6 separate regions of the Mus musculus genome follow, and all the other regions are linked to region 1. Evidence: chromatin loops called from intact Hi-C (ENCODE). Cell type or tissue: heart. All regions are shown on one strand. Each heading gives the region's core, and the rest is flanking DNA. Links, peaks and the distances in the headings are about the cores only.

Region 1 (5,346 bases), core at 603-4,602:
CATCGCATATCTATTGCTTAAGTCATTTCAGATCAATTTAATTAAAAAAAAAGCATCACACAGATTATGTATGGTTTATTGTAAGAAGAAAGAGAATATGGTGGAATATGTTATAGAAACAGAACAGACTGGTAGAGCAGACTGGACCTAGCCTTTGCTATTAAGCAGCCTCTGTAAAAGCTGAGCTTTCTTATGTGACCTTGAGTAGCTTAATTAGCCTGGGATGTTATAAAAAGGAGATAATACGCTCTCAGCTATCAGGCTGCTCTGTGAATTAAATGAGATAATATGTGGAAAGTTCTTGGCTCCTCGTAAGCACTCAGTACTGGAAGATACTGTTTCTTTCATGTTGTGAACTTCCACTCACCATATTAATCTACTGATAAGGTGACCGCCTCTACACAAGCAACAGTCAATCTAAGAGTGAAACCCAGACGGTTTCTAAGAATGTTTCTAATCACAGAAGCGGGAAGTCCTTTCTCTTATTCAAAGCAAGTGTCTGATCATGAGTATTAACTTGTAGGGAAGTAGAGGCCAGGTAGATTGGGGGAAGGGTAAGAGAGCACTGTATTTACCAGTATGGGTAGATCCCCAAAGGAACAAATTATTTTCATTCCTTGTGAGCAGTTAATTACAAAAGACCTTTTTATTTATGGCCTAACCCATGTGGCAAATCGAGCCCTTACAAGAAAATCTGTCTCTCTGGGGAAAAAAAAAAAGGAGAAGAAGTAGTTAAGCCTTGCCAAAATGGAACAAACAAAACTTGAAAGCCTGTTCCAACCCCACTGAAATGTCTTTTCCCTTTGAAAGAAGCCTATTAGTGATGCAAACACTCGGTTATCTGCAGAGATGATAATCCCAGCAAACAAAACAGTGAAACCATTAGAACTTTCTGGTGCAAGCCGAATGGCTTTCAGTCCTGGAAACTTGGCTTTTTTTTTTTTTTTTTTTTTTTAAAGCACAAAAGGGCAGAGAAAGCAAGCAGAGCAGGTCCTGCTTTGAGAGACTTCCATTTCCTTATCTGAATCCAGAATTATCTGCCTGTTTAGCCTAAAGAAGACAAACAGTTCTCCGCCCACAGCACAGGCAGAAGGCAGGCCTGCTCCTCAGCCCCTGCAAGTGCCTTCCACCGGGAGGAAGCGGGGAAAACCATGCCTCGTCCCGAGGAGCTCAGGATAGCACAGCCTTAAGGTTTATCCTCAATTAATCCTGTGACGTGCACTCCTGGGGCAGAATTGCAACCCTGTCACAATCTGATGCTTTGGGATAACTAAAGTGCTTGGATGACTCCACGTATGGTTTGGAGCACACAATTTGGGAATTTAGTCAATAGGTAAGTTTACTGTAAGTAACATGATAGAAAGGTTTTAAGGTTTGATGAGACCAAGTTTCTGAGAAGGAATTGGACATTAAGGCACATTAGTCTTTAGGTCCCTAAAGAGATTAGAAAAGCATTTTTAAAGCAAAATATCCAACAGAGCGCCAGAGTGGACCTCGCTACAGCTTTTGGAAATGGGTAGTAGTTAAGTTTACTAAGAACTCAACATTGACCCTTCCACTGCCTAAGTCCTTTCTTAGCTAACTTTTAGCAGTCTGGACGTAATGCTGGTTATCTGGATCTTATGCTGGGTGGAGCTCTGGGCAGGTAATGTCGCGGCTACGTAGCTTCCGGATGGTCACGTGTTTACATTTCAGGTGTGGGAATAGATCCCTGTCCAGGCCACACCCTCTGCAACCACCCTCGTCTCAGGGTTGTCAGACAGCTTGCGTAGTCCCCGCCCCGGGCTTTGAAAAATCCAGCCTTCTCCCTGGACAGAGGTCAATCACGGCTTTGGTTCTGCACTGCTTCCCGCCCACTCCCTCCACGGATTTCTCCCCGCCCCTTGTTCTCTCTGCACCCCTGTCAAGCCAACCCCAAGAGCCCAAGTGTCACTGTCCCCCGAGGGTCTTTCTCACCTTTCTGATGGGGACCTCCTCCCCTAAACCTAGAAGAAAGGGTCGGGGCTCTCGGATGTACTTGCTCTTAGAAAGTTGGGGAATACCGTCTTGTGCGTGGCAACTACTACCTGCTGGGGCTGGGGCTGGGACCACAAGCAGCGAGTCCAACTTTGTTACCCGGAGTCTGGCGCGTCCGGCGTGTCCCGACCGGGCGCGCGAGCCGGGGGCGCGCAGGGCCCGCCGGGAGCGCGCGGCCTCCGGGATGGCGGCTGCGCAGTGGCGAGCGGGGCCGGGAACCGGAGGGAGGGCGTGCGGGCGGGCGGAGCGGAGCGGCGGGCGGAAGCCATGTTGGAACTGCACCCCGAGCGAGGGGCTGCGGGCGCGCTCCTCTCCTGGTGGGTGTGACCCGGCTCGGCGCGGCGGCGGGGGGCGGGGACGCCGGGCGGCTCGTCGTGGTCGGCGGCGGCCGCGGCGTGCAGCCGGGCGATTGTGACCGGCGGCGGAGCCGGGCCGGCCGCGGGCGCTCCCTCCGTGCGGCCCCCGTGAGCGCCCCCCCTCCCCGGGCCGGGAGGGAGGTGGGGGGCACCCGGGGCCCGCCATGAACCCGGGCTTCGATCTGTCCCGCCGGAACCCGCAGGAGGACTTCGAGCTGATCCAGCGCATCGGCAGCGGCACCTACGGCGACGTCTACAAGGTGAGGGCAGGGGCGGCCGAGCCGGGGCCTGCGCCGCGGGGGACGGAACAAAGAGGCAGGCGTGGGGACCTCAGCCCTCGGCGTCCTCGCCGGAGCTGTGCCCGGGACGCGCGGGTCTCTGACCCTCCCAGGCTCTCCTGCGTGCAGTCCCGGGAAGGGCTGCGGCCGGAGCCGCTGCGTTCCTGGGAGGGCGGAGCGGGGCTGGGCGCTTGTTGCCTGGGCAGGGTCTGTGTGACGAACCCCGGTGCTGGGGCTTGGCGCTTGACAAACCTACGTGCCTCTCCGGGACCTGGGATCATAGGCCCCGGTGGCTGGGAGCTACTGTCCGCCCGGGCCTGCTGGATCTGTCCTAACGCTGGGCAGCCTCCATCGACAGCTTAGCCTTTAGCCTCTTAACATCTGCCCGTGCTTTAGCCTTTAGCCTCTTAACATCTGCTTGTCAGTTCCTTGTAATTTTCCAAGTAGTCATGTTTTGTAAAAAGAGATGGGTTTTTGGAGGCAAGACAGCAACTTCGAGGTTTTTTTTTTTTCCTCCAAAAAGAATTGGATAATGGGGTTTGTTTTTGTCAGTGACACATAGGAATCAGATATTTTTCCTTTTCTTTTTCTTTCTTGTGTGTGTGTGAGAGTCGAGTATCTAGGAAGAGTATTGGTTTGACAAGGTTAGAATTCAGAGCTCCTTAGCAGGACAGCGTTTCTGTTGCAGAGGGATCGCTTCTAAATGTGGGAGGATAAATCGTTCTTCCCTGGCCAGTAAAACTCTTGGCCTCGCGGAGTCTGCCAAGAAGGGAGGCGGATAGTGCCAAAGGTGGCAGCAGTCTTGATTTAGTTGCCTATCTACTTACATGGTAACTGAAGTTGGGCTCCTGTTTTCCAGAACACCTGAGGATGCCCAGAGTATGACTTGGAAAGTTTAGTTTTCACTTTATTTTTGCCCACGCTAAAGCAATGGGCTTTTTATTCTTGCCTCAATGGAACGCATAAGGTAAGTTAGCCAATACCTCAGGTCTTTTGTGAGTGATCTGCTTGGCTTTTGTGAATGATCACATAGCACCACACTTTCCTCTGTTGACAAAGGTGTGTGGAGCATAACTCCAGTGTATAACTTAGCAGCCACGTGTTGATGAACTAAAGACAGGAATGGACCCAGATTTATTTGAAGTCTTTTTTTTTTTTTTTCCTGGACAAGAACAGCATTAAACAGCAGAGTTTCACTTCATTCCAGTCGTATTCTGTGTAGAGAGGACGTCAAGGGTCTGGCAAAGGTTGCTAGCACAGAACAAGAGGGCTGGGTTTGTCCCCCCTCCAGTCTGGCAGCTTCTAGCCAAGATCTGGAAGATGATAAGGCCTTGCTCAGGGCAATGGTGAGAGGGGACGAAGCCACGTAGAGGGGTCATGATCCGAAGGCCACAGACACCAGTGTGAAGCTGAGAAAGACGGAACCTGAGCAGCCACAGGGATCCTGGATGTGGACCCTGGTTCCTATAGACCTTCTAGCTGTGGGACTTAGGGGAGTCCTGCCAGGGAGGTGAAATTAGATAAGGATTTTCCCTTTCGTTTTTAAAAGTGTGTGTGTGTGTGTGTGTGTGTGTGTGTGTGTGTGTGTGTTCACACAGAGATGTCCCTGGAGGCCAGAAGAGGGCATCAGATCTCTTGGAGCTGAAGTTGCAGGCAGTTGAGAGCTGTCTGACATGGGTGCTGGGAACCAAGTTGGAGTCATGGAAGAACAGCCGGTGCTCACAGCTGCTGAGCTGTCTTTCCAGGCCCCATTTCTTTCTTTCCTTTTGGTTGTATTTTTTTGGTATACAGGATTTTGCTGTGTATCTCAGGCTGACCCGAAAGTCATAATCCTCCACCTGTGTCCCCTGAGTGGAGGTGTAGACATGCATGACTGCATCCAATTTAGATTTGGACTTCTGGGCTGAGGCTCAGGCTTGCTTGAGTTAGATCTACAGAACACACGAAAAGTGTAATGAGGATATCAACTTCAGAGTTGTCCTCTGGCCTCTACAGGTGTTAGATGACATGTTACTCACACACACACACACACACACACACACACACACACACGTGCACGCACATGAATATTCGGACTTTAAAAGGTTTCCTATCATGATGTCCAGGTTGTAGTGGAGGGAGAGAGCAGTTAGGAAGCTTGGGGTATTCATGGGAATAATAGTGGTCTTGACTAAGATGGTAGAAATATACCCAAATCCAAGAGCTAGAAACTGTCTGGGGGAACTCTGATTATTATAGTAGGTGAAAAGTTAAATTTTCTGTCTCATAAGTGGCAGTGTGTACAGTTAAGTTTTGGCACACGTGCCTGTTTTTCTAGGTCTTGAGAGAGTTCTCATGTTGCCCAGACTGACTTGGAAATTGTAATATAGCCAAGAATGATGTTTTACCGAGGTTATATGTAGGTTCCTGATAGGAATAATTAGCCATGTGTTTACTATATTTAAAAACAAACCTAAACAACAGCAAAACCAAGAAGACAGCTTGGTAGCACATGCCTGTAATCTCAGCCCTTGGGAAGCTGAGGCAGGAAAATGCTGGTCACCAGTTCAGGGCCAGCCTGGCCTACGTGGTATGAGTAACAGAATAGGACTGCCTCAAAGCAAACTCCTTAAATATAGGTGGTAACTTACCTGACTAAAAAGAAAAAATTCAAGTCTGTAATTCTTCTATCTGAATGTGACAGAAGTCTGGCAAGT
Region 2 (5,346 bases), core at 547-4,546, 74 kb before region 1:
TATATATATATATATATATATATATACATATACATATACATACACATACATATATATATGGTGGTAGCGGTGGTGTGTATGCATCCGTGCGTGCGTGCATGTTTACATGCATGCAAAGATCAGAGGACAACTGTGAAGACACAATTTTCTCCTTCCTCCTTCGTGCAGTCTCTTGGGATCAAACTGTAGTCATTAGGCTTAGCAGTAAATGCCTTTACTCACTGAGCCTCAAATTAAATCTTGGGGTTTTGTTTTGTTCTGTTTTGGTTTTTGTGAAGCAAGAAAAACAAAAAATAAAAGTACACGTGGCTTTCAAACAAATGCGTATGCCAATCAGGAACCAGACGTCTTCTCAAACCCTAGCATCCATCTTGTCTAGATCTGGATGCTTGCACTATGCCAATAGCTCCTGAGTACCATGACCTCTCAGATGAGACACCTCAGCTGGCCAAGTGGCACAACCTAATGTAGTGCACCTTGCTGTCACAGAGACCTCAGCAATCTCTAGCTTCCCATATGTGGAGAATATAGCCCTGTGATAGCCCTGTGAGTTGACTGAGTGTCCTGTGAGCACGGTCCAGCTTGCAAGCAAGTAGTCTGTTCTTCTTCTGTAAACTTCCAGCATCCGCTGGGCATGTCTAGCCAGAACCCTGGAAACGCCTGCAGTTAAGCAAAACACAAGCTTGGCCATCATGGTACAGATCATAAATTGTATCACTGCTTGTCATTCTGTGAACACAAAAGATGAGACCCTCGATGGCTACACATTCCAATTAAGGAGCAAAGAGCACATAATAGATTCTATGTCTCTCTTACGTATTAAAACAATCTAACTGTACTTAACTATGTCAAATTTTTAACAGATAATCAAGGCTGGAAGCAGTACAAAAATAAGTTAAATCTGGTGCCTTTCTTGCTAATTGTTAACGGCCCTCAACTGTACATTAACCTAATCTGGAGTTTTCTGTCCAGAAATAAATAAATAAACTGAAATAAACTGTATTTATTTCATGTGCCCTAACTAAGTTCAGGGTCAAGTTACATGACTCTGACAGCATGGTTGGTTTGTGGGTTTGTTCTGTTTTGGTTTGTTCTGTTGGGGGGGGGGGGCACGTGTCTTATAAACATAGCTTGCAATCAGAATCCATTTTTGTTTTCTTTGGGCTCAGTAGCTTCTCTTATCACCATTGTCATCATAAGAACGCAAACTATTTATCTTGTTTGTCTGATGTCCATAGTAGGGAAGATGATCTCCTTAGGTCTGGCTTTGTCCTGGGCTCATTGTCTACAGGCAAAGGAAAGAAAGGGCGAGTTTGCTCCAAGCCACCTTGGGAGTTCGCCAAGCTTTTCGTGACTCTGCTCACAGCCACACACAGTTGATACGACCTGCACTGACATTAAGCTCCTATCTTGTAACAGGGCCCATATTCCCTTTCCAAGAATAAATCCCGGCTTATCAAAACATTTTAAAAACCTCTTTCATAATACACAACACAATTTGAGAGAGTGGCGCAGAGTGGCTTTGCACTCCAGGACAGGTGCCGAGCGCCAGAAGAGCGGCGCCTACTTGGGTCCCATTCTCACCAGACCCCCGTTGACTCTCTCCCTTCTTTCTCTCAGTAGCTTATCTATAAGCCAGATGTCAACAAACACGCCAGACTCTTTATCCTTCAATCTGTTTGGCATTTCAGAAACGCTGAGAGTTAAGCACATTTTCTCAGAAAACCTACTTTCTGATTGCCTGGGGACAGAAGGGTGAGGGGGCCCTTAGCCTCAGTGGGATACCTGTTAGAAGCAGATATCCCACAAGCCACCTCACGGTGTTTAGACTTCAACTGGTTCCTAGCTTTTTTCAGGAAGACAGATGTACAGAGTCCCATAAAAATTAAAAAGCCTGGGAAAAGCACAAGCCCCGAGTCAGAACGGAGCTATTGAATAATGGTCTCTTCTGGAAGTCCGAGTGGGCGCTTTTTCTCGCCCTGCTCCTGGGGATGAAAGTGAAGTCTAACCATCTTTGCAAGAGTGACTAATTCCCCATCCGAGGGCCTCCAGCTTTTTGCAGAGCTAATTACAGGAATGGTAAATGAAGGTTCTCTGGAGGTGAGAGCTGACAGAAGAGGGAAGATGGGAAAAGTAAAAAATCAAACCCCTAAGCGTTAGTGGATTGCCAAACAAGGGGGGGGGGGCTTTCTGAGGCTGAGGTAGAGGCCAACCCACCCCCAGGCTTCCTTCAGACACTTTTTTTTCCTTCCTCCCTGACTCATCGGGTTTCTTCAGGAACGCCTGGTGAGAAAGGGATTATGAAGCAGGCGAGGGAGCCAGCCTTTTTTGGCAGCAGAGACACACTTTGGTTTCAGATGCTGAAGATCTTCGAGAACAGACTCCGTGTGCTGGCGTTCTAGGCTGGAGTCCAGCAACAGTTCGACCGCAGATGAAGTGCTTCAGATGGTTGGCGTTGTCAGCCAGAGCCTCGAGGACTTTCCTGGGGCTACACCTCTCCAGAAGTTTGAAGATGTGGGGACAGGTTTGCCTTTCAGAAACGTGCGAATGTCACCAGCTGGGAGTGGCAGATGCCAAGAGCCGATCTGAAAACAGATCTCCATCTGGCAATGGGCTAGGCTTCCTGGGACACAGATTAGAATGCTTTGTAACCAAAGGGCGGAAGCACGAGTTTAGATTTGCACACATTGTTCCGGTCTTTGGGTCATTTCCTGCCTTTAGAATTCATTTCCTTTCCAGGTCCAACAAAAGTTTGATGAAGGGCGAGAAAGAAATTTCAGGAGAGGGTTTGCCACTGCTTTAGTTCAAGCGGGGGGTGGGGGCGTGGGGGTGGGGGTGGGGGGTGGGGGGGCAGTTCTGCCTCTATGCCCAAGGTCGGCGCCTTCTGTGCTCCTCCTGTCGGCTCACCCTGAGCCAGGATGGAGGAAGGCTCAAGGAAGGGAACAGAAAATAGAGAAGGGGGTCATCGGCAGGCGAGTCCGATGAATCCACTTGTTTCTAGAAAACAGGACAGGGATATGGGGGAGGAGGGAAACCCACGCGGTTTTAGGCAGGAGTGCTCTTCACCCACGCTCCCTTCAAGGACATAGCACCCCCACCCCCGAAACACACCGAAAGGTAGAGGTTTAAAGCAACTGCCACAGCCTGGTTCCTGACCTTCCTGAGTCACCCACATGCCAGCCAGGTACACTGGACGGTGAGGTTCGCTACACAATGACTTGCTTTGTTCTATTTCGCTCGTTTTTGTTTCACGTTTTGTTCCAACAAGGATTTCAGGCAGCAATAATAGCTTTTCTGGCCACACTCTTTTTAGGGTTGTTTTGAGCACTTTGAAACTGACACGAATCCTTACTGGAAAATGTTTCTGCAGATCCCAGCATGCCCTGAACACACTGTAGTTCTGCTGTGCACAGCACACCTTCACCCCACCACCACCACACCCACTTATATAACACACTGCAGCGTGGACCTTCTGGCCTTGGGGACTACAGGGACCCGACAAACTCAAGGCAGATCTGATGAGCTGTTCATTTCTCCAAAAAGTTTTGGCTCTGGACCAGTGGCTCTTGACCTTCCTAATACTGAAACCCTTTAATACAGTGAGTCATGTGGCCATGGGGGTCACCACCCACAGGTTGAGAACCACTGCTGTCAATCGTGAGCAATACAAAATCTAAGCCATGTAGTTCTAGCCAGGATGTACTTACGTGTTCTAACCCTAAGTCTCTCTAGGCTGTCAGCCCATACATCACATGCTATTATTTTGCTACATTCATCCATTTGAACACAGCAACTTACAGAGAGAGGATAGTACAATTTGGTGACCAGACTTTATCATGATATTGCAGAGCCCCACAAACAAAATCTGTTACTTCCCCATAATTTAAGGTCTGTGCTCAAGGCCACCATTGCCACCACCAGGAGAGGCTGGCTGTGAGGGGTGTCTGCCTTGGGCCATTGGTGCCATTCAAAAATCAACACAGCTGACTTTCTGAATAGCTCATTAGTTGTTCAGAGAGATGGCCTCCTATGACCTTCGTTGTTATCGTCCCTGTGGACATTTAGTAAGTTATGGGAGAAGGTAATGACTAGGAGAAAATTGTTCTGTATCAGGGTCAGGAGCACCTGTCTGGCTTGGGATGTGACAAGGGGCGTGTACTAATGGACCTGAAGGACATTAAGCTTGCTCAGAGAAAAACAACACAGCACAACCCCATTCATGGGTGAATTCTAAAAGTGTGCTCTCTAAAATCAAGAGCAGAATGCGGGTTACTAGAGACGGGAGGAAGTCAGAGAGGGAGGGATAGGGAAGGGCTGGTCAAAGGATAGTGGGTGTCAGCCAGACGGGAAAAACAAGATCAGAGTTTCTAGTCAAGGATACTTATGGATGGTATGGATGGTAGACTGTGTAGTCCCCCCAAAAGCTAGAGAGAGTGACTTTACATGCTTGTGGAAGAAGACATGGTGAATGAACATGCCTGCCCTGATTTGGACATCACATAACAAATACATACAGTGAGAGGTCACATGGTATCCAGAAGTATGTACACGTTTTACGTTCAATTAAAATTAATTCACAAATTTATTTCTTAAAAAGTCTGCCTGACTCCCCGCTTCCCACTAAGAGAGATCTTGCAGACATAGGCATTTGGGTTTTCTGTGACTGGGGCATTGGTAAACAAGTGCTTTTAAACTTTAGGGTGTCTAATGGGGACCCCAGCAGGTGACACCAGTACTAAGATTAGCCTGTGCATCGGAGAACTTTACCCGTAATTCATAGGCTCATGTCACATCTGCACGGATGGAGCGGTGGTATGGCTGAGGCCAGGCCTCGGCACTTTGTGTGACCTTGAGACAAATCATTTTCCAATACTGAAGACCTAAAAACTAAAGATTTTCAGAAGCCTGGCGTTGGCCAGGGCTCCAAATCATGGTCCCTACCTACAAAGTAGTAGAAACAACCCACAGCATCAGAAGGACCAGGACTTGAAAGCACAGAAGCCCCAGGTCTAGGACCTTTGGCCTTGAAGTCCACAGTCATGGGATTTAAGAACTAGAGAACTGAAAATGTGGGGGGGGGGTTTCCCCTCAGCTGTTTCCAAGCAGGAAAAGTAAAAAAAAAGAAAGGGGTAAGGGGAGGGAGTCCTGGGTTCTCTAGGCAGGCAGACTGAGCAAGCCAAAGGAACAAGCCAGGCAGCAGCACTCCTTAATCTCTGCATCAGATCCTGCCTCCAGGTTCCTGCCTCCAGGTTCCTGCCCTGTTGGAGTTCCTGTCCTGACTTCCATCAGATGAAGTCTAACCTCAGCTTGCTTTGGTCATGGTGCTCCATCACAGCCATGGCAACC
Region 3 (5,346 bases), core at 768-4,767, 98 kb before region 1:
AATAATAAGAGAGTCAAAGTCAACCACTGTTTTTACATTTATTTGAGAGGGGCATGTACCACAGCACACACAAGGTAAGAGGACAACGTTCCAGTGTTGGTTCTCTCTCTCTGCTCTGTGTGTTCTGGAGATCAAACTCAGGTAGCAGCAGCTTAAGCAGCAAGTGCCTTTATCCTCTGAGCCATCTTGCCAGCCCTCCAAGTTAATTTTTAGATCTAATTTTCCATCAAGACGAAGGAAGAGGTAGTTCTGAAGAGCCCACCAAAACGTTCAGAATTCCCTCTTCCTTCGTCTTGATGGAAATAGAACCCATGCTGTTGCATGACTTTTGGGCTGAAACTCACAACGCATTCTTGCTATGCTAATGAGCTCATGCTAATTGGAAAGTTATGATAAGCCAAACTGTGTGCTGTGGTTTTCATAGATAGATAGATAGATAGATAGATAGATAGATAGATAGATAGATTAATGGGGAGGAGGAAAATTATAAGACTGAATGAATCCTTACTCCTTATCTCTGCAGCCACCGGGCTGGGATCTATACCAACAAATAGTTGGCTGCTTCAGTCTTTTCTGCATCGAACTGCACTTGTTCTGTCTGACTTTAGCTTAATTGCCTAACTTGTGCCCCAGAGGTCAAGTACCCTTGCCTAACAAAGGGCCCTAATGATGGAAGGACTCTCAATCAGCATCCACATTCCAGCTGATTTAAGGTACGGTTTCTGTGTCTCTATCTTATCATAAATAAATAACAATTTTATGTAACTAACCTTCAGAAACAAAGGACCTTGGTCCCATGCCACTGTTGTTAAACAATGGCCAGCCACCTAACAAGTCCCTGGGGTTAGACCACTTAAGGCTTTAGGGCTCCATGCACTTGTAGGTGACAAATGTTCACTGATAGACTCCAGAAACCTAGAGCAGGAGGCAATTGAGGAAGACTTTTCCTTCCAGTACTATTGTGAATACACAAAACTCCACTAAAAAATTATTGATTTGCATACTTTAAACCAGGTATGCATAAGTAGATAGGGAGTTGCTTGTTTCTCAAAGCAGCTTGTACTTATACTCATTTAGCATACTTTTTAAATTTTGAATTTATTTATATTTTATGGGTGTGAGTATAGTGCCTGAATGTATGTATGCGCACTGTGTGTCTGTGTGTGTCTGTGTGTGTCTGTGTGTGTCTGTGTGTGTCTGCGTCTGCGTCTGCGTCTGCGTCTGCGTCTGCGTCTGCGTCTGCGTCTGCGTCTGCGTCGCTCACAGAAGACAGAAGACAGCACTGGACCTCCTGGAACTAGAGTTACAGACAGCTGTGAGTCACCACGTGGGTGCTGGGAATTGAATGCTCTGAAGCACAGCAATTGATCTTCGATCTTCGCCACTGAGCTACCCCTCCAGCCCTTCAGCGTGCTTTTAAAAGGCTACACGCTGCAAACCTTTTTCACCAAGTCAGTTTCAGATCATCTTAAAGAGACTCAATTTACAAACAACAAGAAAGCTATTAAAATCTAAAGGACGCTTCCAAGGTCGCGAGAGAGCCCCCCGTAACCCATGGCCCTATTCAACAAATGCAGAGCCAAGATGGGAAGTGCGAAACCCACTCAAGACAGAAATAAAGATATCACCACTGAATCTTCTAGAAAGTTAGCCATCCATAAAGAGTTCCCTAGCAGTGGGCATGAGCCCTAGAAAACACTAGAAACATGCGTCTTTAATAAGGTGATGAATAGAAATGGTCACGGCCCTGAATTTGGGGGCAGAATCATAGGCAAATAAGCATGCACACTCTTCCTACTGTCGCCTCTGCTTCAGAGTCGGAGATTACCGTATGCCAAGGAGAATGGGGAAGAGCTGGGAGCATAGTTCTGGTGGCAGAATGCTTGCCTAGCACGAAACCCTGGACTCCATCCCCAGCACTACAGGAACCTGTTCATGGTTGCACATTCCTGTAATCCCAGCAGGATATAGGAAGATCAGAAGTTCAAGGGCATGCTTGGCTACATATTAAGCTCAAGGCCAACTTTTGAGAACTGATCTCCAAGATGAAAGGAGCAAAGAAGAGAAGGAAGAAGGGGAAGAGGAAGAAGGCAGAGGAGGAAGAGGAAGAGGAGAAACACAGAAGCTAGAGTTGTAGATAAAAAAAAATTAAAATTAAAACAAAAACTGTGCCCTCAAATCCCTCGGGATTCATAGTTCTCCTACCCCACCCAGAAACTCTGCTCTCCAGGACTGGAGGGGGTACCCACACTCTCTGCTGTGCTTCCAGACCTCATCAGGGTGCCCATCTCTGGCCATGGCCCAGGTGACCTAACCAAGGTGCCCATATCTGGCCATGGCCCAGGTGTCCTTGAAAATTGAGAGAAATGTCAAGGGAAGCCAGATTCTAGCGAAAAGCTCCAGGAGGGGAAATTGAACGCAGCCAGGGACCCTAAAATCACGTTCTATTGCCGACTCCCATCCCAGCTTGGGTTTCCTGGCAGGAATGAGGAAGGACCTTCCCGGGAGGCTTTCCCAGGAGTTGGGTCTATTTGTTTATAACATGCTAGGTTATTCTTAGATGCAAATGTTTCACAAGGTCGCCGAGATAAGGCAGATACAAAGGTCAGACAGCCAGTCTTAAGTGGGGGCGGGGGGAGACACATGTAGAGTGGGAAAGAGACCGTACATTGTCTCGAGGCCTCTGGGGGCCAACAATGTACTGGGGTTTGCCTAGGGCTTTAGACAATTGCTCGGGTGGGAAGCAGGAGTGGGGGTGGGGCAGGAAGCCCAGAAAAGGCAGGGAGAAAAACCAGATGTGGTTGGTGTGAGTTACCCCAATAGAAAGATCTTTTCACATGAACAGGAAGAGGGAGGGAGTGCTACATAGATTATTCTTGGCACTTTAAATTTCTTTCCTTTTCTTCTTTCTCTCAACTCCTTTCAAATGGCCTGTGCTCGCTGAAAAAAATAAAAAAATAAAAACCAAACGCCAAATAAATTTTCCTTCTCTCTGCAGAGCTCCACGGGCAGACATTCTGTCACTGCTTGTTATGAAGTAATTTCTGTTGGCGAAATGTAACACACACACACACACACACACACACATGCCTTCTCTTCTCTTCTTCTCTTCCAACTCTGGCTGCCGTCTGCACTCCCACATCGTTGTTTGACAAGACGTACGTATCAGGTCACAGAGAGTGTTCTCTGCACTTTCCACCAGAGCCCAGGAAGTGGGGTAAAATGGAAAAACCAAGGAGAGCCAGCCAGCCAGGGGCGGATCACGAGCCCGGAGGCCCTACCACCCAGGCAGGGCTGTGCTGGCTCATTACTGTGCTGCTCCTAGAAACCCTTGCTGAGACCAGAGTTCCTTCAGCTTTTATTGTCACTATTAAGAATATTAATGGTCCAAGGATCCCGAAGGCCGATGAGCATTTTCTTGAAATGCTTTTCCCAGGGTTGAGGCACAACTCTGTGTGACACATCATTAAATCCCACTGGCCACTCACCCAGCAAGGGCAAAGAACAGTAGACTCCTACCAGTGAAACAGAGTACAAAGAGCATCCTTGCCAGCCTGCGCCTGTTGCTCCAATTACAACTGCAGCTCCATTAGCAAGGGGACCCATCACGGTAGCGCTCTGGGGTCAGCATCCTGAGTCCCAGATATAGAAATCTTATCTGTAATCCTAAAATGTGTTTAAGGGCCACACCCTTCTCCTCCTAGGAGATTCTCTCTGCTCTCTATTCGTTGCTTTGCAGCTGCTCTTTCCACATTGGCACTGGGAACCCAGTTGCACTTCTCAAGGTCTGGGCTCAGAAACGCAAGCTGCTTTCAAGCCCAAGGCCTCCACATGGAACTCTTCCTTAGGGTAGAGCAGCGCCACGACCGGTCAGTGAGTGAAATACAGAGGCTTCCTAAACCCAAGGTATCAGAGCCCATAGGGAGCCACTCCTGGACCACTGTTGGAGAGATCAATACAGCGACACTAAGCCAGCGTTAGAGAACAAATCATTCGACTCACAGATTGGAGCTATATGGATGTATGAAATAGCAACAAGTGCTAATTGCAATCACTCATCCTGAGATCTCTGCTATCAAAGCAACATGTCCTCCGAGGCTGATCTTTGGTGATGGATTCCTGAATCTTGTCTGGCAGTACCCTGCAAAGAAGGAAGCCGTAACCGGTTCCCCTGTGTGTCTATCACTAACCATCATAGAGCAATGGTTCTCAACCCGTGGGTCACAGCCTCTTTGGGGGTTGCATATCAGATATCCTGTGTATCAACTATTTACATTGCAACTCATACAACTAGCAAAACTACAGTTACAAAGTAGCAACAAAAATAATTTTGTGGTTGAGGGGTCACCACAATATGAGGAACTGTGTTAAAGGGTCACAGGCCCAGGAAAGTTGAGAGCCTGTGGGCTTGTTTGATGTCAGCTTGACAGAAGCTATCGTCTTCTGAGAAGAAGGAACCTCTGTGGAGGCCCTGAGAAAATGCCTCCTTAAAAGCAGGTTGTAGGCAAAGCTATAGTTTTTTTTTTTTTAATTAGTGATGAATGGAAAGGGCCTGATCCATTTTGGGTGGAGTCACCCCTAGGTTGGTGGTCTTGGGTTCTATAAGAGAGCAAACTGATCAAGCCATGGAGAAAAAGACAGTAAACAACACTCCTCCATGGTTTCTGCATCCATTCCTGCCTCCAGCTTCCTGTCCTGACTTCCTTATAAGTCAAATAAACACTTTCTTTCCCAATTTGCTTTAAGCTTGGTGTTTCATCCTAGTTAAGACCACTGTATATACATAGCTAAGATCCAGTCCAAGGTCAGGTGGCCCGATTGACTTGTGAATAATGTCAATATGTCTGGGAATGATGTCATTTCATGACAGAAGGACATCCAAAGCAAACTATCTATATCACAAGCCAAGACCAGGGATATGAGCGCACCACTAGGTCCCACCTCCCTCTCAAAAGCACAACTCCCACCAACTTGAGCCTCTCTCATAAAGCTGGACTTCCTGAAAATCCTCAACACCTCTGGCATTGACCCCTGGGGATCAAGCCTTTAAGCCATGACCATCTTCCACATATTACCCAACACAGCTTCTCATTCCTCATTCCTCAGTTTCAATAATGACCAAGGCCTCCAGAGGGTGTAATAGGCCATCTGCATTAAAAATACAGATGCTTGGCATGGTGGTCACAGGACTAGAATTCCAGACTTGGAAGCTGAGGCAGGAGGATTAAGAGTTTAAAGTCAGTTTCAGTTACATAGTGAGACCCTGTCTGAAAGAGACAGGAATAGACAGAGAGAAGAGAAGGAGGGAGAAGAGGAAGGGTTTAAAAGACATAAAATCATGATGAC
Region 4 (5,346 bases), core at 503-4,502, 88 kb before region 1:
ACAAAAGGCAGTTCTGATCATTTAGGGGAGTGGCCTCAGAAGCCAAGCTAAATTAAAATTTAATTTTAAAAATTAATATCTACTTAAAAAGGAGGGCCAGCACATACATGACTCGATCATGTCTTAACCTCATGTTCCTAGTACACCTGTGTCCTAAGTAAGACATTCTCTCTTAGAGATTGTCATCTTAGCATGCCTCTTTTAAAAAGTTCTCATATTAAAGTGACTCTTTTCTTGGCTGAGGTAGAGACTATGTGGCTGCTGTTCACAGCTCATGGCTTTGTCCATGTTAAGTAGTTAGGCTGCGCTTGCTTTGCTGTGGCATGGTGTGAAATTAACACCTGATACTGGTCTTACTGTCTTACTGTCTCTTGTGAGGAGCCTATGCCGGGGCCTAGCAAACACAGAAGTGGATGCTCACAGTCAGCTATTGGATGGATCAAAGGGCCCCCAATGGAGGAGCTAGAGAAAGTACCCAAGGAGCTAAAGGGATCTGCAACCCTATAGGTGGAACAACATTATGAACTAACCAGTACCCTGGAGCTCTTGACTCTAGCTGCATAAGTATCAAAAGATGGCCTAGTCGGCCATCACTGAAAAGACTGGCCCATTGGACATGCAAACTTTATATGCTCCAGTACAAGGGAACACCAGAGCCAAAAAGTGGGAGTGGGTGGGTAGGGGAGTTGGGGGGTATGGGGGACTTTTGGGATAGCATTGGAAATGTAAATGAGAAAAATACCTAATAAAAAATATATAAGAAAAAGATGAAAAAAAAAAAAGACCTGTGAAGAGTCACCATGACCACGGCAACGCTTATAAAGAAAAACACTTCACTGGGGCTGGCTTACAAGTTCAGTGAATTATCATCATGGTGGGAAACATGGCAGCATGCAGGCAGACACGATGCTGGAGAAGCCAAGAGTTCTACCTCTTGATCCGAAAGCCACATTGGGTGTAGCTTGAGCATAGGAGACTTCAAAGTCTGCCCCCACAGTGACACACTTCCTCCAACATGCCATGCCTCCTAATTCTGCCATTCCCTATAAGCCAAGCATGGAAGCATGAGTCTGTGGAGGCAAAACCTATGCAAACCACCACAGCACCTTAAATGCGGAGCCTTAGAAATGGAACAGGAACAACACAACAGTGGACTGACCTTAAGCTTTTGTTTAAAGTCTGCTGTCTGCATCTTGAAATTCTACTCCCTTCCTTCCTTCTTATTTATTTATTTATTTATTTATTTATTTATTTAAGGGGATAAAGTGATCTGAACACACATGAGTATGTGGGTATGTGTGGTAGGATGGACTGTACTATTGAACCCTCAACTTGGTTTTATCTCAGGGGATACTGAAAAGAGAAACAGAACCTAAGCACACTAAGCACACACTCCATGGTGTGTGTGTGTGTGTGTGTGTGTGTGTGTGTGTGTGTGTGTGTGTGTGTTGAGATGGGGTATGTGGACAAGAGTGCAGGTACCGAGACAGCATGAAAAAGGTTCCGGTAAGATCTCCTGGAGCTGAAATTAAAGGAGGGTTTCCCAGCTGCTTCACCGGGCTCTGCTGCGAACTGAATTCTGGTCCTCTGGAAGGACAGCAGAAGTTCTCAACTGCAGGGCCATCTCTGTAGCCCTGGCCTTTGAAATCTCTTATAATGAATGCACTGTTTCCATTTTGTAGAGCCCCTCAAATGATGTAGCTGTGATGTATTACGTGGAATAAGGTATTAAGTAATCTGAACTCTATCCATCTATTTATTTTATGTTTTAGGCTGTCAATAAAGTCATCTGAGAAAAGTTAGAGTCATGGACTGGGCATGGTGGAACACGATTTTGATGCCAGTACTTGGAGGATAAGATGTGCGTGGACATCCTCTGCTGCACAGCTGACTTGAGGCCAGTCTAGGCTTCGTGTCTTTTAAAAAGTGACAAAAAGACAAAAACGTTTTAGAAAGACAATTCTTAAACATTTTATTTAATTTATTTGTGTGTGTGTGTGTGTGTCTGTGTGTCTGTGTGTCTGTGTGTCTGTGCCCCTGACCAAGTGCAGTACCCAAAGGGGCCAGAAGAGGGCAGTAGATTCCTGAAACTGGAGTTGGAAGCCATCACTCAACCTGGTCTTGGGAACTGAAGTGTTTGTGCATAAGCACATGTGCATTAGAGAATTCATGTACACGTGGGGGCCAGTGAATAACCCCAGCTGCTTCGGGACAGTGTCATCTTGGGTTTTTAGACAGGAACATTCCAAGTAGGCTAGACTGACTGGTCTGCAAGCCCCAGGATCCGCCTGTCTCCCCAGAGCTGGGATTATAAACGGGCCCACCAGGCCCCACTTCTCTTTTTACCTCTGGGTTCTAGGAATCAAAAGGAGGTCCTTGAGCTTGCAAGGCAAGTGCTTTGCCAATGGAGCTACTGCCCCCGGCCCTATAAAGCTATTTTAATTGTCTAGCTCTTCCAGTGCTAGGCCCTATTCTTGTTTGTTTGTTTGTTTGTTTGTTTTTCGAGACAGGGTTTCTCTGTGTAGCCCTGGCTGTCCTGGAACTCACTCTGAAGACCAGGCTGGCCTCGAACTCAGAAATCTGCCTGCCTCTGCCTCCCGAGTGCTGGGATTAAAGGCCTGTGCCACCACTGCCCGGTTGGCCCTATTCATTCTTAGCCATAATTCTCATTAAATAATTCAACATAGTAAATGAGGCTCTTTCAGGTTATGGTTACCATGATTGTGTTTAAGATCATAGTCACTGTCATAATGGAAAACAAACATTTATTAAACAATGAATAGGTGCCAGGGGTGTATCTCAGTGGTGTGTGCAAAGACTTGGGTTCAATATCCAGTATCCCTTTCCAAAAAGGGAAGGGAAGAGGGGAAGAAGGAAGGGAGGGAGGGAGGGACTAGTGGGAGGGAGACAGGGTAGGAGGGAAGGAGAGAGGCAAGGAAGGAAGGAAAATAGCAGGGAGGGTAGGAGCAGGGCTGGGACAGGGAGATTGAAGGTCTGGAAAGATGGCTCAGTGATTAAGAGCTTTTCTTGTTCTTACAAAGAAAGTACTGGAGTTTGGTCCTTCCACCCAGGATAGGTTCCAATGCCCTCTTCTGGTCTTCCCTCTGTGAGCAGCAGCACACACAGAGACATGCACACACAGACATGAATAAATGATAAAACAAATCTCTGGGGTGTAAGATCAGATATGAGCAAAGGCTCCTTGCTGGACTCTGTGAATTTCACAGCTTAGCATTACGGTCGGGACAAGAGTTTGGGTGGAGGCTCCATACCCATGTAAATAAATAGCCAGATACAGGGATATGGAAACATCCACATACAAATAGCCAAAGAAAGAAATCTCAATTAAGAGATTAAAGGCATCAAAAGACACTGCAGGAGAAGGGACTCTGGGAAACCAGAAAATCCAAATCTTCACATCCCCTCTACTCTAATATCTGTTGGTGCTACTAGGAGAGCATCATGACAGAGCCCTGGCCAATGGGCTTCGTGCCCTGACAGCAGGCAGTCCAGAGAGGTGCTTTCTTTGCCTTCCCCTCTCTCATGCTGTGAGAACACAGCACAAGCGCACTATCACCGAAGATGAAGGGTCATACGTTAGTAGACACCAGATCTGCCCACACCTTGATCTTAAACGTCCCACTCTCCAGAACCGAGAGAAATAAATGTCCTCCGTGGTGTCTCATTAAAGCAGCCTGAATAGATGCCACCCAAGATGTCACCGTCTCCTTTGTGGCAATAGGATGAACTCCTTGCACCAATGTCAAGCATCACCACAGAGCCGATGTACAGAGAGCCAAGATAGTTAATATTAACAGTTAACTTGACTGTGCTCCAAATAACCATGGAAACAAATCCCTAGATGTGTTGTAAAGGATTTCTAGATTGGGTGAATTGAGGTAGGAGACCCATCATGAATGTGAGCAGCACGTATCATTCCCTAGGCAATGTCTAAGAATGAATAGAAATTAGAAAGAACGCTGAACCACCCCCCCCCTCTCTCTCCTTCCTAACTAAGGATGCCTTGTAACCCGTTGCCTGGAGTTAATGTATAGCATCCCACGGGAAGCTATGGCAGCCAATGGAGATATGGTGTGCTGCAGATAGCTCAGTGGTAGCGTAGGGCATATGCTGAGTGTGCATAAGGCCCTGGTTCAATCTACCGCACCAAGAAAGTGGGACTGTTGTAGTGTACAAGCTGAAATGCCCCTTGTCACACAGCTCCAGCTCTACTAGGTGGGGCACACACACACACTAGGGCCTCAACAATGAGATTCCAGTCCTCTTGCTGCCCAACAAAGAGACAAAGACATCGTTGGAAAGATGAACAAATAGAATTCTCTTCTAAGTATTGGTTGAGGCCATTTAAAAATAAAATTATCAGTGAAGTCAAAGAGAATCGAAACTGCGAGGTAAGAATTTGGCTCAGGGTGAGGTTTCCAGTTTTACTCACTGGCTGTCTGGATCCCACAGAATTCCCAATCCGATTTTCTCGGGGTGACATTCACGAAAGTTAATGTGAGGCCGCTTGCTACTGTGTCTAAAAGCAAAGAGACGGGTGATATATTAACCTCACTTTTAAGTGACCCCAATATTTACAATCCAAACAAAGTGATAAATCACTGGGAAATTCTTGACTTTATAAAATGTCTCACCACAAGATGGCCTTGAAAACCTAACTCCCCAAGTAACGGCTTAGGCAGAATTTGACTTACAAAAACAGAGGATTTATAAACAGTATCCTCTCTATAAAGTCAGGTAGCCTTGTAGCTGATCCAAAATCATAAATAAAGCGCGCATTCATCCCTCGCCGGCATTATTCAATTGAGAAATCTGGGAGAGCAATCGAAGCCACAATCTCCCTGTCACTGGCTATATGATTAGCCTGAAGCTTTCCCGATGCCTAGATGTTGACAGAAGCTGTTCGCCTGAAGAAAGAATAAGATAGCCTGTACCCCTGCGATCATTTCTTTAGCCCATTAAACATCAGTCAAGACCAGTGGCCTATACATTCTGCTTCCACTGCGGGGAGATGAAGAAGTCGGACTCCGGCATGATTTCCAGGAAAGTTCTAGAATGAGGTACTTGGAAAATGCCTTGTGGACACTTACAAATGAAAGCGAATAAATCAGTGAGCCTCAGGTTGCTAAGGAAGAGACCGTGACGTATGACTGTTTTTTCCCCATTACTGTTGCTAGTATCAATGAGAAATCCCGTAGATGAACCCCTATTTCACTCAAGTCATTGAGCCATTATACAGTGGGGAAGGTGTGGGTTCAGTGAAAAGGTGGTTCCATGGATTTGTGGGGTTTTGATTGGCTATCATAAATGCCTGATGAATGTGCT
Region 5 (5,346 bases), core at 532-4,531, 210 kb before region 1:
GCTGTCCTCCTGGAAGGAGTCACCGGTTTGGCAGCCCTTGACACACGATCTTCATGGTCACACCTGAGCCCCTGTAATGAATGGGCACCACATGGCACTGATGGTCACTCAAGGAGAGACTGGGATGAAAGCTTGGGGACAAATGACCACTTCACCTCCTACTACAGGATGGAGATGGGCAGGACCTTGTCAGGGTCAGATTTATGAGGCTGATTAAGGGGGGGGGGGGCGAGGGGAACGCATCAGTGACCAAAAAGGAATCCAAGTAGGTGGCGTTGATGTATGAGCCCCATCTGCCTAATTTATTAGGTGTCGGCATCAACCTGCTTGTGAAGGAGAGCCTTGGATGGTGTGAGTGGCAAGCCAGAGAGAAGGCTGGCAGTGAGGGAGATGCCTCTTAGTGTTTTCCAGCCAAGGCACTTTGTGCTTGTGGAAATCCCAATACCACAGAAAGTGGTTCTCTCCTAGAAAACCCTACAATTAGCCAAAAGAAATTCCTAAAGTTTCTACTGATGAAGTTTAGTCACAAATAAGAAAGGTTACTGCTGGGTGTTCAGGAAAATTATTTAATTACTCTTTTTTTTTTTTCACCCATGGAGGTCTGGCTGGCTGGCCTCACCTTGGAATTTATGGGAAATTATTAGTTTTTCTGGTCTTACTTGGCGGCTTACAATTTTTCTGTAGCAACCACATTTCTCCAAAAGCCTGGGCTTTCTTTTTCCCAGTAAAATGAGAATTTAAAATGGTCTTCATGGCTGCATGAAATTAGATTTATAGGGCTCGTTTTTAATGTAGCTTTAATTACATCTTATTATTTAAAATAATTTTAAAATTTCAATATATTTTGATCATATTCTTCACTTCACCTGTCCTTTTAGATCCTCTTCCCCTTCCTTACCCACCCAACTTTAAAGTTCCTGTTCAAAAAACAAACAAAAACTCAACACAGCAGAGCCCCTCAAAACCAAGAAAACAAGGTAAAAACCATACCACAAAAGAGAAAAAAAAAAAGGATCTGCCAAAGCATAGCCAAAGAAAATACACACAAAAAAATAATAATTGTGGAGTCCAGTTATGTGCTGGTCAGCCGACATGGAACGTGAGGCCTGTTCTGGAATGGTTGATACACCCAGTGTTATTTTGTCGGAGAAAACTGATTTTTCCCTCTCCTGTCCCCAGCAGGTATAAGTGACAGTTCAGTTGTTAACCTTTATGCTAAGTTTTCATTTATTCATTCATTCATTCATTCATTCATTCATTCACTTCTTAATATAACAAAATAAAATATAATAAGATAAAACGAATATAATAAGATACATTAAAGTTGGGCAAGACAAACCAACAGAAGGAAAAAAGCACAAGAAGCAGAAGAGTCAGAGACCCTCTTGTTTGCACACTCAAGCACCCATAAAACACTTAACCTGGAAGCTCCAGTATATAGGCAGAGGACCTGATGCCGAGCTGGGCTCACTTTTAAATGTGGTCATTGGTAGCAGCAACAGTAACCCAGATATGGAATCCTTAAGAGTGATTGGGGGATTGACCAAGAATAGAGCCAAGATTGAGATTAAGGCCATCTGTGATTCCTGGGATCTGGAAGGGGATTTGGAGAAGAAATTGTTCTTAAAGCTGAGGACAGCGACATGATAATACCAAGTACTACCAGATCGAGGCATCTTAGCAGTGGGTTGTCTGTCTGTAAAACTGTAAGACAGATAAAAGCTGCTCCAAGGTGCAATGGACCGAGAGACAGGCACAGGTCAGAGTAGTTGATGCAAACATGCTCTATCCTGATTCAACATGGGCCTGGGTATTAATTAATTAATTTTTATTTATTTATTCATGTTTGAATTTTTGACATAGCACCTAATGCAGCCCAGGCTTCCCTTGGGCTCACTATTGTCTGAAGATCGCCTTGAAATCTTGATCCTCTTGCCTCTGCCTCCAAAGCACTGAGATTGTTGGCACACACCACCACACCTGTCTTAGGTTTGGATATGGAAAGATCGTCTTGGCTTATGCTCAGCAGAATAGTTATTCCCATAACTTCTCTGATTTTGCTGACCACCTTTCATCCGCTGTCATGGAGTTTTTATAGCTTTATAGATAATACTTAGCATTTATTGGTCATATGCTATTTGGTAGGGGCTGGCAATATTTTATATGTGGGGTGTTTTTTTTTTTTCTTTAATACTTTCCACAACTTCTAGTCATAGTAGCAGCATTGTTGTTAGGATCCCAGTCTTCCCAGTGAGGAACCTGGAGAAGCAGAGTTGAGCACCTTGCTCAGGTCATTCTTTACTGGCAGAGCCACTGCGTCCAGTCTGCATGGTGGGACTTCAGGGTCTGTACTTGTGCAGGCTGTTTGTTTAGTTCATAGGCAATTGACAGGTTTTAGACCAGGATAGAGGTAGCCTGTCAGATGGCGACAAGCGTGTGGTTTCTGGGGAGGTCTTGAAAGTGAAACCAAAAGAATTTCCAATGTGACAACAAAAAGGAAGGGTGACAATAGAGTCAGCAGACAAAGCACAGGCTGCTGGAGGCGAGTGGAAGTGTGGACCACGTCAGGAGCTCAGACAGAGTGCACTATGAGTTCTACTAGCTGCGAGATACCGACAGTAAGGAAGCCATGGGATGTGCAAGCAGAGAGTTAAAGGAAGAAGTTCAGGCTAAAGATAGAAACTCGGAACCAAGAGAATCCAAATATAGATGAGGCTTCAACCATGAGACTGCATGATGTCAGCCAGAGAGTAAGCCTTGACAGGAAAGGTCAAGGACTGAGACATGGAAAATCACCATCTATTGGAGTCTAGGGAAGCACAAGGAGGCAAAAGGACATGGCCAGAGAGATGCAAGAGTTCAGAGTCCCAAGAGCGAGCCAAGAGAAGCAAGTGTTTCAGGACAGAAGGGATTCATCAGCCCCCGAAGTCAGTGACTGCGACTCGTTGACCAAGACAAGAGCTGGGACTTCAGAGTGGGCCTTGGCAGTGCAGATGTCGCTGGAAGCTTCACTGTAAGGGTTTCCTTGGTAGTGGGGTGTGAGCTTGCCTGGAGTAGACCTGAGGAAGACTAGGAGGAGGGAGAAAATGTGAATAGAGTGTTTTTGTTCAGAAGAAGAATAAGTGGGGAGGGAGTGACATGGAAATAAGGTACAGTATGTTTTGATGAGGCGTGGCGTGTGTGTGCTCACTAACAGGAATGACTAATGAGGAAAATAAAACACAAAAGGAACAGAGGTTTTGGTGGGTTTTTTGTTTTGGTTTTGGTCTTTGGGGGATTTTTTTGTTTTGTTTTGTTTTTTTGTCTTTGCCTTTGTCTTGTTTTGTTCTGCTTTGTTTTCAAGCTGGACAAAGTTGGTGTGTTGATAGCAGTCAGGATCTGGGCCAGGTGTTTCCAGGTTCTTGGCCTGAAATCAAAGTCCACACAGATTACAAAATAGTGAGGAGACTTCATTCAAGAGAAGCAACAGAACAGAATATACTGCAAGAGGACGGTGGGCCGCATGTATGGAGATACTCAAGGCTCCAAGTACTGTTTGGGGCTTCTTTTTGTAGGATACACAAGAGGAGGGAGCTTTGGTGCTAGGCGTGTAATCAAGTGATTCCCTATTTTGACTGTCAGCTTGGATCACATTAACAGTTGTTCACTGTGAGCCATTCTTCCCTTAATCCATCTGACGTTAATATGTACACCCTATTATTGGTAGGTATTAGATAGCTAATAAAAGATTTCCTTTAAAAATTTACTGAAAGACACAGTTTTGCCTTGTACTCCAATACAGTCTGTGCCAGATCTGCTCTCATACCCTCCATATTCAGAGGTATGTTTGTATACATAGTACTTACAGGAAGTAGTGCCTGATACATTATTAGAAGATGGGTGTGCATAGCCCAAGCCAAATGGATCACTGGTTGCTAGTCTGTTCCCTAGTCGCACATCTCACATATGCAAGCAAGAAGGAAAAGAATCTGCTAGACAAATGGAAAGACTGTCATGAGTGTGTACAACGTTGTCACCTGTAGGAATGGTCAAAAAGAGCTGCGGACACAGCAGGAGAAGCAGGGATATGAACAACTGTGATAGTTTGGTTGGCATTGCAGAAGTTCTTTGCTGCTCGGTATTTCTCAGGTGATGGTAATGTGTCAAGAGGATGGGGAAGTCATGAACAGAGGTGGCTGTAGACATGCTGCTGGGTCCCAGGTGAATGGGAGCACGTTGGTGGCGAGGGAGAAGAATTTCATTCATGGTCAGTGGGCACCACGGTCCAGCAAGGATAGAGGACTTTTGGTGAAGAATCTTGGATAAAACGGCAACAGGTTGATTCAGAACCCATGGTCTTTAAAATGCCATCAAGATATTAAGCAATGGGGGAAAGAGCTGCAGCACCATCTACGGAAAAAAAAGAAAGAAGGTGATTACTGTAGCCTTGGTGACAACGAAAATGATAACAGTGCACCCAGAGTCATTTGGGCATGAGTAAGAGGACTCATAAGGACAGCACAGATGCAAAAGAAGAGATGACACAGGCATTGTGACATTGTGACACTGGGTAAATCAAAGGGGAAAGGAGTCAGGTGGACACTGAAGATCCGATGCTTAGGCCAAGATAGCTAAAGCAATGACAGAGCTCTCTTAATGAAAAGATAGAGTTATGTAGATGGGTAGGCAAACAAGCCAAGCAGGAGAACAGCTTACAAGACTGAGGCCCTGGCCATCGAGACTTAGAGGACAGAATGATGTCTATGCAGAAATGTTCACTGGGTGGTGCCCACGAGAGACAGAGGTGGTGGAAGAACAAGAAATTAGATGTGAGGAGTCAGGAGAGCCACGGGAACTCCAGGTGTGGGACTTCATGGTGAACTGAAAGAATTACAGGGGAGCTCGCTCAGCAGCCAGTGGAAAAGAGACTAAAACAGACATTAAGCCTTTGGATTCTGAGGGGTAAATAAAACGTGAGGAAAAAAATATAGGTAGCATGTGTTGGAACTCCAGCAATGAAGGCAGAGGAAGCCTTGTCCAGGTGCAAAGGACAGAAAAAGTAAAGGCCATTTTGTGGATTTTTCTGTCATGTTGATTGTTTGTTTGTTTTCTTCAATGTTGAGGACCAAAGCCAGGCTATCGTGCTTCATGCATAAGCGCTCTATCACTGAGCTAAGCCCCACTCTCCTAAGATAGAGGAAACCCATGTATGTTTGAAGAAGAGGCATAGAGAAAATGACACCAAGCTTATGTATAGCAAATTAACCTTATAATTTGAATAACAAAAATTAAGACGTTGCTAGTATTATTATTGCTTGCCTATAAACTGATTTGATATCCAATCAATCAGACAGCTTTAAAAGAAAA
Region 6 (5,346 bases), core at 788-4,787, 250 kb before region 1:
CCCAAAAAGTAAAAAGACAAAGTGGATTTAAAAAAAAATCATAAAGCAAAAGGAGATTAATCTTATAGAAATAAATACTTGGCAAACCTGCCAAACACTAACTAATATTAAATAGGACATAAAATATCCTAGGAAGACACAAACTCAAAGGCTAACTCAAGGCAATAGGTGAGCTATTCTGACTGTATCTATAACAAGATAAGGGATGGAGTTAGTAATTAGCTTAGTGAGACCAGCCCTGTGAGGTAAAGCCCAAGACTTGGCTGATGAGTTTTACCAAATGTTTAAACAAGAATCAGCACTCCCTCTGACTCTTCAAAAACCAAACAGAAGTGGAGGAAACACTTCCCAACTGGATCTGAAATCAAGACATCACAAGAAAGAAAACTATATAATATCTTGTGTTTGTGCCTTGGGTGTCAGTCCTCAGGTCTCTCTGCCATTTTTACCCACCCACACTCTTTTTTCTTTCTTCCTCTCTCTCTCTCTCTCTCTCTCTCTCTCTCTCTCTCTCTCTCTCTCTCTCTCTCTCTCTTTGAGACAGGACCTCTCACTGGCCTGGAACTCACTAATAGACTAGGTAGTCTGACCAGTCAGTAAGTCTTTAGAGATGAACCTGTTCCCAGTTTCCAAGTGCTGGGAGCATAACCTTTACCATCCCATCCAGCTTGGATCTCAATCTCCCCCCGACTCCCCGCCCCTGCCCTGGTCCTTTAAAAAAACAAACAGACAAACAAAAAATATCATGGGTTCTGCAGATCAAAATTGTGTCCTCTTACACAACTCCAGGAAAATATGCCACTTTCTTTGATATTTTCTATGCAAAAACTGTTCCCAATACTAGCAATCTGAACTCAGCAACATGTAAAAAGCCATGCACCATGACCAGATGAGACACATGTCGGGAATACAAATGGGTTCACTAGACAAAGTTCAGTTTATGCAGAATACCATGTATGGACCAGAAGACAGAGATGACCTGATCATCCCAATTACACATAAAAATTATCTAACAAAACCTCCGTGAGGGATGGGGAAACGGCTCAGCAGGCCAAGGGCTTGCCCCATCAGCATGATGGCTGGAGTTCAGATCCTCAACACCTACATAAATACTGGCTGGGCGTGGCAGCCCATCCTAGTCCCAGGAGAAGCCCAGAGAGAGAGAAGGTCCCCAGAGCAAGCTGACTAGCTGATCTGTTGGAACAGGCACGTTCAAGTATGGTGCTCTGCCTCAGTATCTCAGATGCAGAGTAATTTATGTGGATGGCCAACATCAAGCCCTGGTTTCTACCCGCATCCACATATACTTGTTCCTCCACAAGGGGAGATAGAGATATACCAATACACCACACACATACACATATAAAAGTAATCCAATTGACATTCACCAACGACCCCAGGAATAATTATTCCACTAAACAAAAAATGTCTGAAGTTCAGAGGTTGAGGAATTAGCCTAGGCCACAGTACAACGACATAAGCAAGTCTTAATGTGTGTGTGGTTAGACAAACTGAATTCTTTAACTTTTAGAAACTGGTGCTAATTCTACAGATTTCTACAGTTATTGCTATTCTAAAGTAAAACGGTCAATTCGATATGAAAAATCGATTTTTTTTCCAATTCAGTACCAACGTGAGCACTTTTGGAAACAAAGCTGCTTCCTGGCAGAGGGCTGTGTCTGTCTCCATTTTCCACACCTGTCGATACATTTCATTTGGGGATTAGACCAGCTACATGGCTGACTCCATGGCTTCCCCACCTGCATCTCTTAGAAGCTGCCTCATGCTGGTGAAGAGGTACGGAATTGGGAAAACAAAACAAAAACCAGCTTTCTCAGACTCAGAGATGGTTTGCCTAGAACGACTTCTGCACTTAAGACACTGTGTGCTCCCTTAAACTACTCTAAACATCCCTGGGACTGATTCTCTCCTCTGTGCCTTCATAGTACCACGCAGTCCCCCAGGAGGCAGGGCTACAGGAAGAGGGCAATCGCCTGGCCGGTGCTCTGCTGGAGTGAGACCCGAGGCTAGCAGCGCAGACATCACCAGACACACTTCATATCCCTTGGATCTTAGTCTAATTGCCAAGGACGCTGATCGAGCATCAGAAGGTGGAAAGAGAGGGAGCAGATCTGACGAGCAGCACTCAAAAGTCTCAAAGATCAGAGGTCTGGTGGGGAAGCTCTGATATCCTAAGCTCGGTATACAAGAAAATGTCCTATGTTCCCAGTGCTCCACTCCTGGGGAAAAAATGATCAGAGAGACTCCGGACTTTGGAGAAAGAGTGTGTGAAGGACGGATCCGAGGCCAGCCACAAGACTTCCGATCTCCTTCTCTTTAATACGTGTTCTACCGCCACAGCACAAAGTGAGACAGATTTGAAGAGGAAAGTGTAATTATCAGGGTTTGGCTTCCCACATCCCAAGCATTAAGCCAATAAAAACGACACAGAAAAAGACCTGCTGGTGCTGGGTGGCTCACCAAAGCTATTGACTCAGAAAGAAAGACATGGACGGACAGTCTACATGGGTGAGCATGAATTCCCTGTGGTGATGGTAAGGAGTGATACCGGCAAAATCCACTAGGAGGCGTTAGACCCCAGTGCTCTCAAAGCCACACAAGCAAACTCTGAAATCAACCTTGCTTTCTGGGCTCAGAAAGGACGAATCTGGCGCTCTGCAAAGGAGCACAGAAAGCATGAGCTCATAGCACCAGATGGCATCGCACAATGAGGGGAAAAAGCATGCAGGGGGCTGAAAAGAACAAGCCGTGGTCTATATTTGGTGAATAATTAGCTTCTTACAGGGCCAAGTAAAGCCACTTTAAGGATGCTAAAAAACCATAGAATAAGATATATAAATAAATACATCCTACTGGATGAGGAATGGAGCCTTTGGTCTGGTGAATCGTTGCTGTTTCTACTGCTGACAATAGTGAACTAGCCCCACAGCTAGTGAGTCGCGGGGACACACGGGGAGGTTAAATAAGGGAGAGACATAGCAAGTATGAGATACTACAAAACTCACAGTAATTCAACACTGAGACGTCATTCAGGCTTCGAACCTGGGCAGAGAGACAGGACGTGGGTTTGAATTACAGCTGTGTAAACTTAGCAAATCCTTTAACCTGCGCCTGAGTTCCCTCTCTTATAAAAGCAGAGGTCTGATGGCATAGACTCTGTAGGGTTATTGTGAAGGGCTTAGCCCTTTATAAACCTCAATGCTGGACTGTGAGTCATCTCTTGGCAAATGCTCACATTCATTAGACAGAACCACTGCCCCATACCAGGAGGCTGGACCCTAAATGGCCATCGCAGATTAGCTCATGTGTACAAAGGGATAAACAGAACCATGCAACAGTTGCCCGGGGCAGTGATCCAACCACTGGTCCCTCTTGCCTGTCCACTCCTGTCTTCTGTGCAAGACTCCCAGCACTGGGCTCCTGCAGAGATTGCCAACTAACGTCGATATCACTCTTCTCTCAGACAGCAGGCCACATGTGTGCCACCGCTGGTCTAATCTGCTTTGTGATCACGTACGGTGTCTGGGGCCTCAGTAATCCCTGAGAGGTCTGGAGAGATGGGCTCAGAGATAGGTTCGGTGGCTAAAAACACGGGCTGCTTTTACAGAGAACCTGGGTTTGATTCCAAGCACCCATGTGGTGACACATAGTCATGTATAAAACCACTTCCAAACGATCTAGTAGCCTCTTTTGGTCTCTGAGAGCACCAGGCACACACATGGAATACAGAGAAACATATAGGCAAGACACATACACATAAAATCCTTCCTTTAAAAAATAAGTTAAATGTAATTTGAAGTCATCTTCCTGTATTTTGCAGTATCATGTTATATTGCTTTTTACTTTTTTTAAGATTTGTGTGCTTTTATTTATGTGTATGATTGTGTTGCCTACACAAATGTATGTGCACTATGTGTCTACTGCCCAGGAAGGCCAGAAGGGGGAACCAGATATCCTGGAACTTCAGTTACTGGTGTGGTGAGCCATGGCCTGGGTTCTGGGTTCTGGATTCTCTGGAAGAGCAGTATGGGGCCATCTCTCCTGCCCCCACTATATTTTTTACAACTCTCATTTTGAGAGAGGATCTCTTTACATAGGCCTGGTTGGCCTGGAGCTTGCTGTTAGACCAGGCTGGCCTCTGCCTTCCAAGTGCTAGGATTACAGTTATGTGCCACTATTCCCAGCTTACGTGGGATTTAAATTAGTGGCTGTGAGAGTTTTACTTGCCATAATAGATGCATTTATTTAAAAATAAAGTGCTTGGCACATATAAGCATTATGTACTTATTTATTACATAGCTTTAGTGTTCGGCCAATATGCCAACTTTCCAATTTTGACAACTGAGAGAGAGAGAGAGAGAGAGAGAGAGAGAGAGAGAGAGAGAGAGAGAGATCTCATACTCCCTCAGTGCATGATATTAGGGTTTCTGTGTATCATATCACACCGTGAGAACGTGTGAATGGCTTCCCATTGACTGGAATCTCTGTAGCCCTACCTTACTGACCCTGAGAATAATTCCCAGAGGCCACTTCTGTCCTTAAAAGTATTCCATGGCAGTGCTGTGCCTGTTTCCATGACCCTCCTATTCCTACGGTGCTTGCCTTCAATTCTTCCCAAACTCAGTTCTGTCTTCTTGAGCTCATGCCTTGGTTGCCGAGTTCTGACTTTGGTCTTTTCTGGTGGGTCAGAGAGTCACCCTCTCCGCTCATGACTCAACTCCCTTATAAGCAGACGCTATGGCTTCTTTGTCAGAGCGCGGCATCTCTCAGATAAGTCTGGAAAGGGTAAAATAACAGCAAGGCCTCCGACACTTGAGAGCCTCTCGATGGCAGGTCACGACAGTATGCACTCTTCCTAAAACACTTAAGGGTCACTTGGAATTCCATAAGTGGCCCATGGGCAGAAAGTAAAGGACTCTTTGTTTCTTTAAAGCTCTGCCAGCACACACCCCAGTTTAAAGGGGGAGATCGGCCCTAGGGTTACAGGTCAGGGCAGCGGCTATGTTCTTGTCAGAGAGACTTCATCTCAGAGGGAAGCAGGTGTTAAGCAGATGAAAGAAATGTCCCCTTGTCGCTCCCTTTATCAAGAGCTGACTTGAATTGAATAAGCCAAGTGCAGTAAACTGGGCAGCTTCTACTGACTAGAAGAGCCTTGGCCAGCTGCAAGCACCTTCCGAGGGCAAACCCGTCCAGTCTACGTACTGAAAGGAGGATACGCAAGCTGAAGGGGTAAATATGAGTAGGATTGTCCAGAGGGAAGAGATGCCACGTGCTACACAATTCCAAACTTCCTAAGAGTCATATTAAAAAGTAAACAGGGGAATT

What was found. A loop is a pair of places that touch in the nucleus more often than their neighbours do. Peaks named below come from ENCODE experiments on the same cell type or tissue, not always from the same donor. Only the 100,000 strongest peaks of a DNase experiment are listed, where the experiment ranks them.
Region 2: it touches region 1 in a loop (3-fold over the local background); 13 of 42 quality-filtered maps call a loop at or near these places.
Region 3: it touches region 1 in a loop (2.1-fold over the local background); 6 of 42 quality-filtered maps call a loop at or near these places.
Region 4: it touches region 1 in a loop (2.2-fold over the local background); 12 of 42 quality-filtered maps call a loop at or near these places.
Region 5: it touches region 1 in a loop (2.0-fold over the local background); 6 of 42 quality-filtered maps call a loop at or near these places.
Region 6: a loop joins it to region 1, with 2.8 times the contacts of the local background. A loop is called at or near these places in 4 of 42 quality-filtered maps.

What each region holds. Positions count from the first base shown.
Region 1 is chr17:80,725,080-80,730,425 of GRCm38, reverse strand. Map4k3 (mitogen-activated protein kinase kinase kinase kinase 3) reads left to right here and starts at 2,401. Exons shown (of 34, transcript NM_001290345.1): 1 at 2,401-2,632. The coding sequence starts at 2,537. It also overlaps the pseudogene Gm9959. In heart, for the core only: no CTCF peak of the experiment used is centred there; DNase peaks (open chromatin) are centred at 1,835, 2,215, 2,905, 3,415 and 1 weaker place; H3K4me3 peaks cover 3,175 bases; H3K27ac peaks cover 2,395 bases.
Region 2 is chr17:80,798,837-80,804,182 of GRCm38, reverse strand. No RefSeq gene overlaps it. Among named protein-coding and RNA genes, the nearest start is that of Gm33596, 7.9 kb to the left of the region's middle. In heart, for the core only: no CTCF peak of the experiment used is centred there; DNase peaks (open chromatin) are centred at 1,362, 2,472 and 3,562; H3K4me3 peaks cover 1,589 bases; H3K27ac peaks cover 1,907 bases.
Region 3 is chr17:80,823,524-80,828,869 of GRCm38, reverse strand. No RefSeq gene overlaps it. Among named protein-coding and RNA genes, the nearest start is that of Gm33596, 17 kb to the right of the region's middle. In heart, for the core only: no CTCF peak of the experiment used is centred there; DNase peaks (open chromatin) are centred at 2,629 and 3,199; H3K4me3 peaks cover 480 bases; H3K27ac peaks cover 2,181 bases.
Region 4 is chr17:80,812,677-80,818,022 of GRCm38, reverse strand. No RefSeq gene overlaps it. Among named protein-coding and RNA genes, the nearest start is that of Gm33596, 5.9 kb to the right of the region's middle. In heart, for the core only: a CTCF peak has its summit at 2,070 (motif pointing right); no DNase peak of the experiment used is centred there.
Region 5 is chr17:80,931,002-80,936,347 of GRCm38, reverse strand. It overlaps C230072F16Rik (RIKEN cDNA C230072F16 gene), which reads right to left. Exons shown (of 6, transcript NR_131127.1): 5 at 4,017-4,389; 6 at 2,901-3,406. Among named protein-coding and RNA genes, the nearest start is that of Tmem178, 11 kb to the left of the region's middle. In heart, for the core only: no CTCF peak of the experiment used is centred there; a DNase peak (open chromatin) is centred at 2,807; H3K4me3 peaks cover 771 bases; H3K27ac peaks cover 2,274 bases.
Region 6 is chr17:80,979,862-80,985,207 of GRCm38, reverse strand. The region is part of intron 1 of Tmem178 (transmembrane protein 178); the gene reads right to left. Among named protein-coding and RNA genes, the nearest start is that of Tmem178, 38 kb to the right of the region's middle. In heart, for the core only: CTCF peaks have their summits at 2,586 (motif pointing right) and 3,922 (motif pointing right); a DNase peak (open chromatin) is centred at 2,637; H3K27ac peaks cover 726 bases.